2 separate regions of the Homo sapiens genome follow, and region 1 is linked to region 2. A link is a loop called in an ENCODE intact Hi-C map of the cell type or tissue named here. Cell type or tissue: GM12878. All regions are shown on one strand. Links, peaks and the distances in the headings refer to the core of each region. The heading gives the core; the rest is flanking DNA.

The links. Peaks named below come from ENCODE experiments on the same cell type or tissue, not always from the same donor. Only the 100,000 strongest peaks of a DNase experiment are listed, where the experiment ranks them.
Region 1: it touches region 2 in a loop (4-fold over the local background); 9 of 110 quality-filtered maps call a loop at or near these places.

The regions. Positions count from the first base shown.
Region 1 is chr4:103,783,415-103,788,803 of GRCh38, reverse strand. No RefSeq gene overlaps it. Among named protein-coding and RNA genes, the nearest start is that of TACR3, 66 kb to the right of the region's middle. In GM12878, for the core only: a CTCF peak has its summit at 2,557 (motif pointing right); a DNase peak (open chromatin) is centred at 2,573.
Region 2 is chr4:103,474,314-103,479,702 of GRCh38, reverse strand. No RefSeq gene overlaps it. Among named protein-coding and RNA genes, the nearest start is that of LINC02428, 52 kb to the right of the region's middle. In GM12878, for the core only: no CTCF peak of the experiment used is centred there; no DNase peak of the experiment used is centred there.

The sequences.
Region 1 (5,389 bases), core at 118-5,117, 310 kb before region 2:
TGCCAAGTGGTTACAGGTCATGTTGCCAAGGACCTGAAACAAGATGGAGGCCTGTAGCCATGTTTGTTACTGACCATTTTGTTGGACTGGCTTGAACAGCAGGCTTATGGGGTCCTGAGCCTGCATTCTAATCTAAGTGACCCTTTCTTTTCACAAAACCATACAGAAAGACACACAAAGCATGCCATATTGGCTACAGCTTAAGACCAACCTCACAAATCTTTTTCATTAATTAAAACTTTATGGGGAATATAAATAATGATCCTTATTATCACTTTTGCCAGTTTGCATAGAAAGAGAGAGAAGCCAAAACTTGACTGGTAAAAAATATATATTTATATATATATATATATATATATATATATATATATATATATATATCTTTCGCTCTTTTGCTGGCATGTCAGGCTTCTAGGTTCGGGAGAGAGAAACCAAAAGCTTGACTGGTTAAAACAAACAAAAAAATTTAGTCTTTTGCTGTCATGTCAGACTTCTAGGTTCCCTTACCCCTAGCTCAACTATAAGCCAAGCATTTTATTTTTTATTTTTTATTTTTTTTGAGACAGAGTTTCGCTCTTGTTGCCCAGGCTGGAGTGCAGTGGCATGGTCTTGGCTCACTACAACCTTTGCCTCCCGAGTTCAAGCGATTCTCCTGCCTCAGCCTCCCAGGTAGTTGGGATTACAGGCACCTGCCACCACACCCAGCTAATTTTTTGTATTTTTAGTAAAGACAGGGTTTCACCATGTTGGCCAGGCTGGTTTTGAACTTCTGGCCTCAAGCAATCCACCAGTCTCGGCCTCCCAAAATGCTAGGATTATAGGCGTGAGCCACCACGTCTGGCCTAAACCATGCATTTTAAGGTTCAGGGAAATTAACTTTTCCCAGGTTGGAAGAACATTATAAAAGTGCCATTTTAAACTGTGAAAAAAGGAAAAACACCATAGAACATACTGGGTGTTCCAATTAGGGTTGTCAAGAGGTACTGCCTCTCTTCCTATTGAAAATGGTGTTTCCCATATTTCTTTGCCTTCCCTATTTTCTCTCTTACCTTTTTGCCTACTATAGGAGACACAGTGCTCATCTCTGAAATCCTCTGCTGCCTGCAGAGTTCCTGTTTTTCAGTGGCAGTTAGGGTTTGGCTTAGGAGCAGCATAACAGCCCTCCATGAGAGGTCAAATATCTGAGGTAAATTTCAGAAAGCTTTTGTACACCTATCAGGGACATTAGAAAATTGACCTAAGTCTCCCTTTATTTGCCTAAGGTCCTGCAATGAGGAGGAAACTTGAACCCTAGTGGCAGCAACTTCATTGGGCATTTCCTGTAGGGGTAAGAGCAAAGGTGGGGGAGTGGGATATTTTGGAGATAGTGGGGGTGGAATAGCTGGAAGCATGGTTGGAGGTGGCCCCAGATAAGAAGGACTGGAAGGGCTGGGACATTCGATGGCTGCCTCAGATGGTGCCCCCAGAAGTTACTTTTCTAGTCTTGGGGAATCATTCCCTTTGGACCTGCCTGATCTGATTGCTAAAAGGACTGGGTTGATTGTGCAATGCTTGCAAAGGTCTGGGTTGTCTTGCAGAGCAACGGAAGCCTGTACGTAAGGTACCTCAGAACATTTGCCCACCCGTCTGCAGAAAAGATCTAATTGTTGGATAATATTAAAATTAAGGGTCCCTTCACAGGCCTGGATGGTTCAAGAGGGTGAGAAGCCCATGCCCTTGAGAAAAGAAAATAAGCCACTTTTTAAATTAAAGTTTCAGAGTCAAAGGAGTCTTTGTGCTTCAGAAGGCACTCCAGAGGAATACAGGCCAAAGATGATAAAGAAAAGTGAGAAAACAGAGTCCCTTTAGTCTCCTTCCTTTTGGTGTGACCCAGGGTGGAAAGGAAGACAGTGAGGGCGTACCCCCTGCTGTTTTCCCTCTGTGGTTTCTGGGTCCCAGCACCTTGTTGAATATGCTGCTCATGGTTGCAGGTGTGATCCCAGCCATAGAACCAGAGGAACTATGTGGTTGGGATTAGTCACACTCACCCAAGTGGCTCTAGTCCTCTGCCTGTGATTTCCCATTGACTTTCTAGACTTGTGTGACCTGCCTGGCTCCCCTAAGAATAGATCTTGGGAGACACTATGTGACAGTTACATTAGGGCAAATGTTGCACTTCCCTCCTAAATGGAGGAAGTGTGCTGGTTTGAGCTCTGTATCTGTTATTACAGCCCATGCTAAAGCGTTTACCCTTAGAGAATGGTTCTGGTTAACTTCTGAACCTAAAATTCCCCTACTAATTAAGTACCATTCTAACTGGAGGCGTAATAGGTGCGTTAAAAGAACATAGGGACTGAATGGCCATTTTCCTGCTGATGGGACAGTATCAAGACTAAAATTTGGCTTTGGAGGATATTTTACCCCTAATTGTTGAAATCAAAATTTTCCCATTTACACAAGCAGCGTGAAGCCTGGTTTCTAGTAGAGAGGTGCAAAAAGAGGAGAGAATTGGGAAGCTAGAGTGTTTTGTTGAAGGACCGACAATGTGCCTCAAGGAGAAGATTCCTATTCCACTAGGTGGCACTGTTGACCTTGAAGTGCCATATGCTCTCCAGACCAAGGGAAGAGTGACCTTGACATGTCATGTGCTCTCCAGGCCAAGGGCAGAGAGTGACCTAGAAGTCCCATGTGATCTCCACACCAAGGGCAGAGATTGACCTGGAAATGCCATGTAATCTCCAGGGCAGAGAGAGGTACTCACTGTTGGGTGGGGGGTCTCTGTTCATAGAAAATCACAAAGCCACCTTCCCTTGAGCTATATCCCCAGTTACTACCATATTACCTGATCTCGTCAAACAAGATTACGTTCCTGTAAAACTTCCCGCACATTGCATAAACAGAGAAGTTAAGAGATACGGATGGTCACAGACAGGAAAGGAGGAAATTACAATAGCAAATTTGGAGATCCTGTGGCCGACACTCCATCAGGACAGTCAGAGGCTGGGGTCAGTCCAGAAGCCCTTGGATAACAGTGGGAGGTAGCCCCAGCCAGAAATCCTCAGTTGTCTCAGGACTTCTTCCAGCCCCACATGACAGCTAAGCCCCTTGTGTAAGGAAGCTGGTTTAAACATGGCCAATATGCCCAGCCACCCATGGGTGCTGGGGGATTCTCCATGCTCTCTATAGCAAGTCTATCCCCCAAGTCTTGTAAGGCTAGCAGCCGTGCTAATCATTTTTAAATGGCTGAAGGGAACCCAGCATTTGGTTTGATTTGGTTCTAAAATGGAGGCCAAGAGCCTCAGAATGAAAGGACAGAGTTTGAGTTTGCTCCTCTACTCACCGTTTTGATGAATGTTGTACCTTGGTATCCCGAACGAGGTTCCCATTATGAAGCAGCAATATTGTCTGGGGCATATACCTGGGATTCATTGTCATGCGCCAGGAAAATTTAAGACACAGACAGACAAGAGTAGTTTAGGAGTGGAGGTTTAATAGGCAGAAAAGAAGAGAAAGAGAAACAGCTCTCTCTATAGAGAAAGGGGTCTCTGAGCAGAAAGGAGCAGCTGGTGGCAAATGCACCAGATTTTATAGTCCAGTTTGAGGAGGCGGTGTCTGATTTACCCTATGTATGTGTATGCTCACAGTTGGTTGGATCAGGTATGATGTTTACATAGTGCACAGGGAAGGCTGGTTACCCCACCCTAGTATTATGCAAATGGGCTTTCCAGTTGATCGGTGCCATCTTGTCTGCTCCTTACAGTACATGTGGCTGACAAACAGAAAGGAAGATGGAGCCGCCTTCTTGAACATGTCTAGTCCCTAGTTCCTGCCAGCATTCACACGTGCAAGCTCCCAGCTTGTTTGTCTATGTCTGCAGATTGACTTTATAGGCTGCTCTTTGTTAGAAAATGATTTGGGGCTGCTTTTTATGAAAAAGAGAAGCCTTACCAAGGAATCCTATACCCTTACTGTCTGCCTAAGTGATTTCTTCTCAACTCCTGCACCATTGGGATGGTTAATGGTTACAAAAAATCATTAGAAAGAATAAATAAAACCTAGTATTTGATAGCACAACAGGTGTCTATAGTCAATAATAATTTAATTGTACATTTTAAAATCACTAGAAGTATATAATTTGATGGTTTCAGAAGATAAATTCTTGAAAGGATGGATATCCCATTTCCCATGATGTGATTCTTACACATTGCATCCCTAAATCAAAATATTTCAACTACCTCATAAATATATAAACCTACCATGTACCTACAAAAAATACAACTAAAGACACTGAACCCAGAAATTTTTTACTTGCTTTGTGAAGTGGAGTAGCCCTGCCTCAGAACCCAGAGCTATGTCACTCATTGGCATAATGGTGATGTACTCATTCCTTTTGGGATATGTGAATTATCTATAAGTCTTTATAAAAATATATAAACCTGAACTTTATCTGTGAAAATGTTGATTTACTAAGTCTTGGTTGAAGCTCCACAGGAGAATCTAACATGCAAACAAGGTTGTGTTTATACTAGAATAATAGAAATATGGTATAGAAAGATCATATTAAGTAAGCTTTTTTCCAGAAATAGAATTACTGTAATATACTTAATTTGTTGAGATAATTGGTACACATGTCAAAGCCAGTGATTTCAGGATATGTGTGTGTACATACACAGAGAGAGATTATGTAATCATGTAATATTGTATAAGTATTAAATATACTTAATAAGGTATTAGATGATACATAAATTGATGACTGAAACATTGTGATGTAAAGAGAATTATTTTCATTTCACAAATAAACAAGGTGATGTTTAAAATGGCAAGCATTCACTCAAAGTTATGTACCAATAAAGATTAAATGCTGAATGCAATTCCTTGCTTTCTGATTGTTAGTATGAATTAGTGAGCTGGAGAAAGAGTAGGGACTTGATTGACCAGGAACTTTGATGTAATCAGGCTCAGTGTGAAGCTTTGCCTTGGCATTTCACTAGGTGTATATGATTTGGATGGTAGATAAGCTTTGTTTTCTGTTATGTACGAGTTAACAATCATGAGAAGGTTTCTTATCTCTAGAATAATCCTGTATACTTCTACTTTCCTGAAGCAGCCAGCCAATATACGTAAGGCTACAGCAGTCCTCTATCATCAAAGTCTGGCCTTATAAATGAATTGCAGAAAGTTCTAACTTTGGGAAATCCATAGCTATTTGCAGTAGAAAAATATAAAAGATGTAGGAAACTCAGACTCTCAGCACTCAAAAAGTTCAAATTAGAAAACCTATTTGGAATCCCATTTATATCAATCTGCTATGCAATTCTACCTTCTAAGCTTATGTTTTAGCAGTGAGAATAGCATCATATTTTTCCCTTCTGTTTTTTTATCAGGTGAGTGAATGTTTGTGGAGGCAGAA
Region 2 (5,389 bases), core at 193-5,192:
AAGTGGGTCTCTGAGAAATTCTCTTGTATTTGCCAGACGGCACCACTAATAATGCCTTATTTCCTCTGAAAGTCACCCTCACCTTTGTACTTTTCCATAAATGACAAATCAGTATTTTAGCCAATTCTTGACTGTGACTGTCTTTACCCTGTTCACAAAGCAAATGTTGGCATAATATATATTATAAAATATATTAAAGGTGTGCTCAGTGGGGACTGGATGTGGTCATTAGGAAGCTTCTGCTTGAAATTTTTGTCTCAGAACACATGCTTGAAACTGTGATTTAGATATTTTATAGACCATAACTGCTACTAAGACAATCTTCAACAACAGACGTTAATTTCCATCCCATATGTTTGCTTCCATTTAGATAATGTATATATGTACTAGGTATTATTTGAAAAATAATTTAATCATTAAATATTTGTGAGCAGGTGAGTAGATACTATTAGACAGATATGAACCCTGTCTTTAAAGAAATAATAGTAATAACAACAATATTACTTATAAAAAGAAAAACTGTGAAAACTATCTGTTATGCTGTGCTAAGTGCTTTACACATATTATTTAATTTGTGCAATAACCAGGTTCTTAAGTTATATGTTATATGTAATATCATAGTGTATTATATTCATATTTTGCAAATGAGTAAACTGAAGCTTAAAGAGGTCTATAACCCACCTAAGTTACATAAATAGCAAGGGAAAGATGAAAACTCAGTTTTGATCTTTGATGAAAAACTTATGCTCTAATTCATGATATACTGCTGCCCCCTTGGGGTTTATATCTGGGGTATAATGAGCAGACATAAGTAAATAAGTAATTGATTCTATTTTAGAAGTACGTGCTTTGGTTTTTTACAAGGGCCCAATTTTGGATCATTATGCTACATCTCCAGCTGCCACACCACCATCAGCCAGCACCAAATGGTGCCCTGGAGGTCAGGATGAAACATTTTTCTTTAGGGAAATGAAAAATAAACTCATTATAAGTTACTGTCAAAGCAAAAGCTGCACCAAAGTCAAACAGGTAAGGAAGACTTTATTCAAGTCAATTGCAATAAGAGAGAGAGGCCAGAAATCAATCTGTGCTCAACTCTACTGAAATACAGGGTGGGAGGATTTTTAAGCATTGGGGTGAAAGGGGGTAACATAGGCTACCTGTGTCTGCTAATTGGCCTCACAAAGAAAAAGCAAACCTTCTCTTATCTTCATGACAGCAGATAGTTTTACAACTTACAGCCAAGTGACCACTGAAGTTAAGCACTTACTCTCCCACAGAGACTGAGAGACAGGGTCACTATTTTCCCTAATGATAACATTTCAAAGGAATAGCTCTAGGTCCTTGAGAAAGATACGCCTGGTGGGTAGTAAAACTGATAAGAGATGTTTAAAAATTTACATTTCAAGTAGCAAACAAGAAGAATTTGCAATTATAAGGTATCTGAAATAAATACTCTTTATAAAGGGAGGAGAGGAACTCCTGTGACTGGGCCATCTGGATTCTTTAGGGGGAGGGAGTCAGAGGGAGATCAGGCCTTAAAGGCCAGAGGAAGACTGTCTAAAGTTTAATCAAGCTAAGGGACATGTTAAGACTGTCTTGGTCACTACAAACCCAGTGCATAACGCAAAATATGTACTTATAAATAAAGAGTTATACATTTTTCTCACTTTTTCCTCAAAATTCCCATTCCTCTTTAAAATTTGTTCCACTTATATGAACTTTAATTTGTATTTTTAGTCATTTCTTCTCACTCTTGTAGCCCTAGATATTAATTGGCAATCCACCTCCTATTCTTAAGTTTCCCCAGAATGCTTTGGTCTGAGTTTGCGGCAGCAACAAAACAACTTGCCATCAAAGCCCCAGCTGGAACCCTGAGGCTAGTTAGTTTCTTTCAAGTACTTCCCATCTTCCTCTGTATTCCTTGACTTTCTAGTGCCCTTGATCTAAAACCCACATTGCAAACTCTTCCATCTAATTTATATCTTCTCCTTCTCAGACTTATCATTCTCTATCTAATTCCACTTCTACCTCTTTACTGTAACTACATAGAAACCCATCCTATTTCAAAGAAACTTCTTTGTAATATGCAACATCTTGACTATTCCCCTTTACTTCTTCACCCTAACTGTAACCTTTTTCTCCTCTAATAATACCATTTTGCTCAAAAAAGCCTCAAAAGAAGCTTTAATTCTCTGTATTTTTAAGTGAGGAGGTACGTTCATCTTTCTCTTGTTTACCCACTGCAGTTTCATTCTCATTATACTTGATGCTCATCCAAAAAGTCCTCCATACTTGAGTCCCTAAAAATTGAACTATACTCTGTGCTCTTTATCTTCATCACTGTCGTCAACTCACCTCTACTCCCTTATGCCACAATTAGTGAGGGCTTTGGTATCTGGATTGTAATCTTTCCTTCCACCAATTCCTGTCACTATTCTGAAAGACAGCGTCCATGTGGGCTGCCATCTGACAAACTTCTTTCCCATTCCCCTCGAACAAAACACTTTTGAGGTCTATATTCCAGGCCTTGTCATCTTCCAAAATTCATTTTCTTATCCAAAATTTGAAAATATAATTCTCACAGCACAATCCCCTCTCTTTACATGTCTACTACTATCTCATCCCACTAAATCTTGATGAAACATTACACCTTCTTGAATCAACTGACCCTAGGAACCAGCACTGTGTGGACATTAACACAGTACTGTTAATTTCCTGTTATTCACACTTCTTCAAGGCCTGTTTTGTCAATCTCTGTCCTTTGAAGTATTACAGACTTGGGTACAAATCAGAGCTTCTCTGATTGCTAATGTCATTTACTCCTTATGCCATTTACTTGTACTTTCTGACCTTCAGTTTTCTCATCTATAAAAAAGTTTTGAAAATATACATGAAAAACTGCATTTTAAATGCTAAGCTCATATCTGGATCAATGTACTGTGTGCATTATTAACCATTATTATTTCCAAAATGCATTTTCTCTGAAATTGAATGCAAGAAAAAAAATATAATAGTTTTCACTACAAAGCTGTGGTTTCCAACCGCAATTGAGTGTTCCACATTGTTGAACAATACTTTTTCTTTTTCTCATTTGTCTCTCTTTATCATTTTTCTTTGTAGCTACCCAAATTTGTACCAATCTTCTCGAATTTTCTTTTTGCAAACACCTACCCTACTTTTGCACAAATCCTTCATGGAGAAAACTTGATACAAAGTATCTGATTGGTAAAATTTATTCAGACTCTTGAAACTTCTCCTAGGTTCATCTGTGCACTTCCTTGTAAAATCCAGTTTTAGCAAATACCTTGCTAACTATGTTTAGCAAGAATCCCCTACCCCCAATATCTGCTCATCCTTGGTATCCACTGGGGTTACTCATCCTCCACCATCTCATAAGTGATGTTTGATCACCCTAGCCTACCTTCAGCAAGAATCTTTCTAGGTCAATTTAGCCAGAACCCCCTTTACCCCTGATGCTTCCTCTTAGTCATGTTTTATCCACTGACCCCCACCTTGCAACTTGGCAATAAATTCCCACTTGCCCATCCTTTATTAAGAGTTGAGCCCAATCTCCCTCCCTCACTGCAAAATCCCATTTCAGTGGTCCCTGTACTTACCATGATGGTTTATAATAAAGACTTCCTTATCGTGCTTAACAAGTGTCATTAAATAATTATTTCTTTAACAAACTAAAGGTTTCAGAGTGGGGTTATATCAGCTTATTTCCCATTCATCTATAAACTTATCTATTTTTGCACTTATCCAGGCATCCATTCATCCATCTTTCTGTGAGTTCAAGAAATATTTACTAAACATCCTGCTATGTGCCAGATATTGGGAATATAATAAAGAACAAAACAGAGAGTTCCTTTACTCCTCAATCTTACAGTCTAGCATGACAAACAGTCATTGAATAATTTATTGCAGCTTTTCCAAGTATTACAAAGAAGACAACAACTTTCCACAGGAATGTAAAACATTCTTAATTCTGAATAATAATTGTCAGCTGAATCAAGAAGGAGATGAAGGGCATATGAGCCAAGAGAATGACATGTACAAAGTCCTTAGGGATGGAAAGAGCAATCAAAGACTAAAATCCGATATACCTGGATCACAAAGAATAAAGAAGGAAAGAACAACAAATGTTGCTGGGACCGCCAATGATTCACCAAAGTTCTTTTCCTCATCTTCCATAGTTGCTGGAAATATGGCTGCCCAAATGCATTACATTTCCCAGCCTTCCTTGCAATGAAGTGTGCTTTGTAACTAAGTTCTTTCCATTGTAGTGAGAATAGAAATATGTTCCACTTCCTTGCTTCACTCATAAAAAATATCCATGCATGCTTATTTATGCTCTTTCTCTTTCAGGATGATTGTTGGGCCATGCTCAGAATGACCTTGGAAACTAAGTATTAGAGATTGCAGATCTCATCAGCTTGTGTCCCAGTGTGGAGCCAAGCACTTGTTTATCCGAAACATCTACCCTGAACTTTTATAAGATCAAGAAATATATTTCTACTGTTTGAACCCTTACTTTTTGGGAGATTTCTTTGTTATAATGGTTCAGTCTACTGTAATCGTTAAAGTGAGAAAGGGATATTTTATGCAGAGCCTTGGAGGCCATAATAAGAATTTGAAGTAATTGATCGAAATAAAAGAGAGGGAAAAGTCAGTGATATCTTGTATGTTCCCAGCTGGAGTAATTGGATGGAAATAATTGTGCAATTTGCTAAGATGGGAAACACTAGAGGAGCAGGTCTAAAGAGCAATTTCACCAGTTCAGTTTTACACAGACTGAATTTAAGATGCCTGTGAATAATTCAAAAAGAGATGTCCAGTTGGTACACAGCCATTTAGTTGTGGAGCTCAGAAAATAGATTCCAGCTGGAAATAAAACTGAGAGTGGCAGATATTGAAGAAAACTGAAGCCACAGGGATGCATGAGATGAGCTCTTAACATAAAACATTTATTTCGCTGTGTAGTAAATAGAAATTTATCTTTTCATTGTCAATCTTTTTCTACTAATAGATATCTCTGGAGCTAGGTAATTCATAGTTAAAGTACATTTTTGTTCCAATTAATCCCTCAAAGATAGAAACTGTGACAATCCATTTCTATAAGTATACCAATATCTATTGTTAATTTATTAATTAAACATATTATCCTTCTACTTTAATACATAAACAGAAACAGAATTACACTTTACTTCCAACTCTTAACTGAGTTATAGAAATCCAGTGATTGTACCAATCTATTCTCATATATTCAGTTGCTACCACAACCTCACCAGCAAGCTTCTTGCATTTTATCTTTGCAGCTAAGCTTTTAGCATTTCATAGTTTTTATTATATGCATAATATTGATCTGAAATACATCAGGTCATTC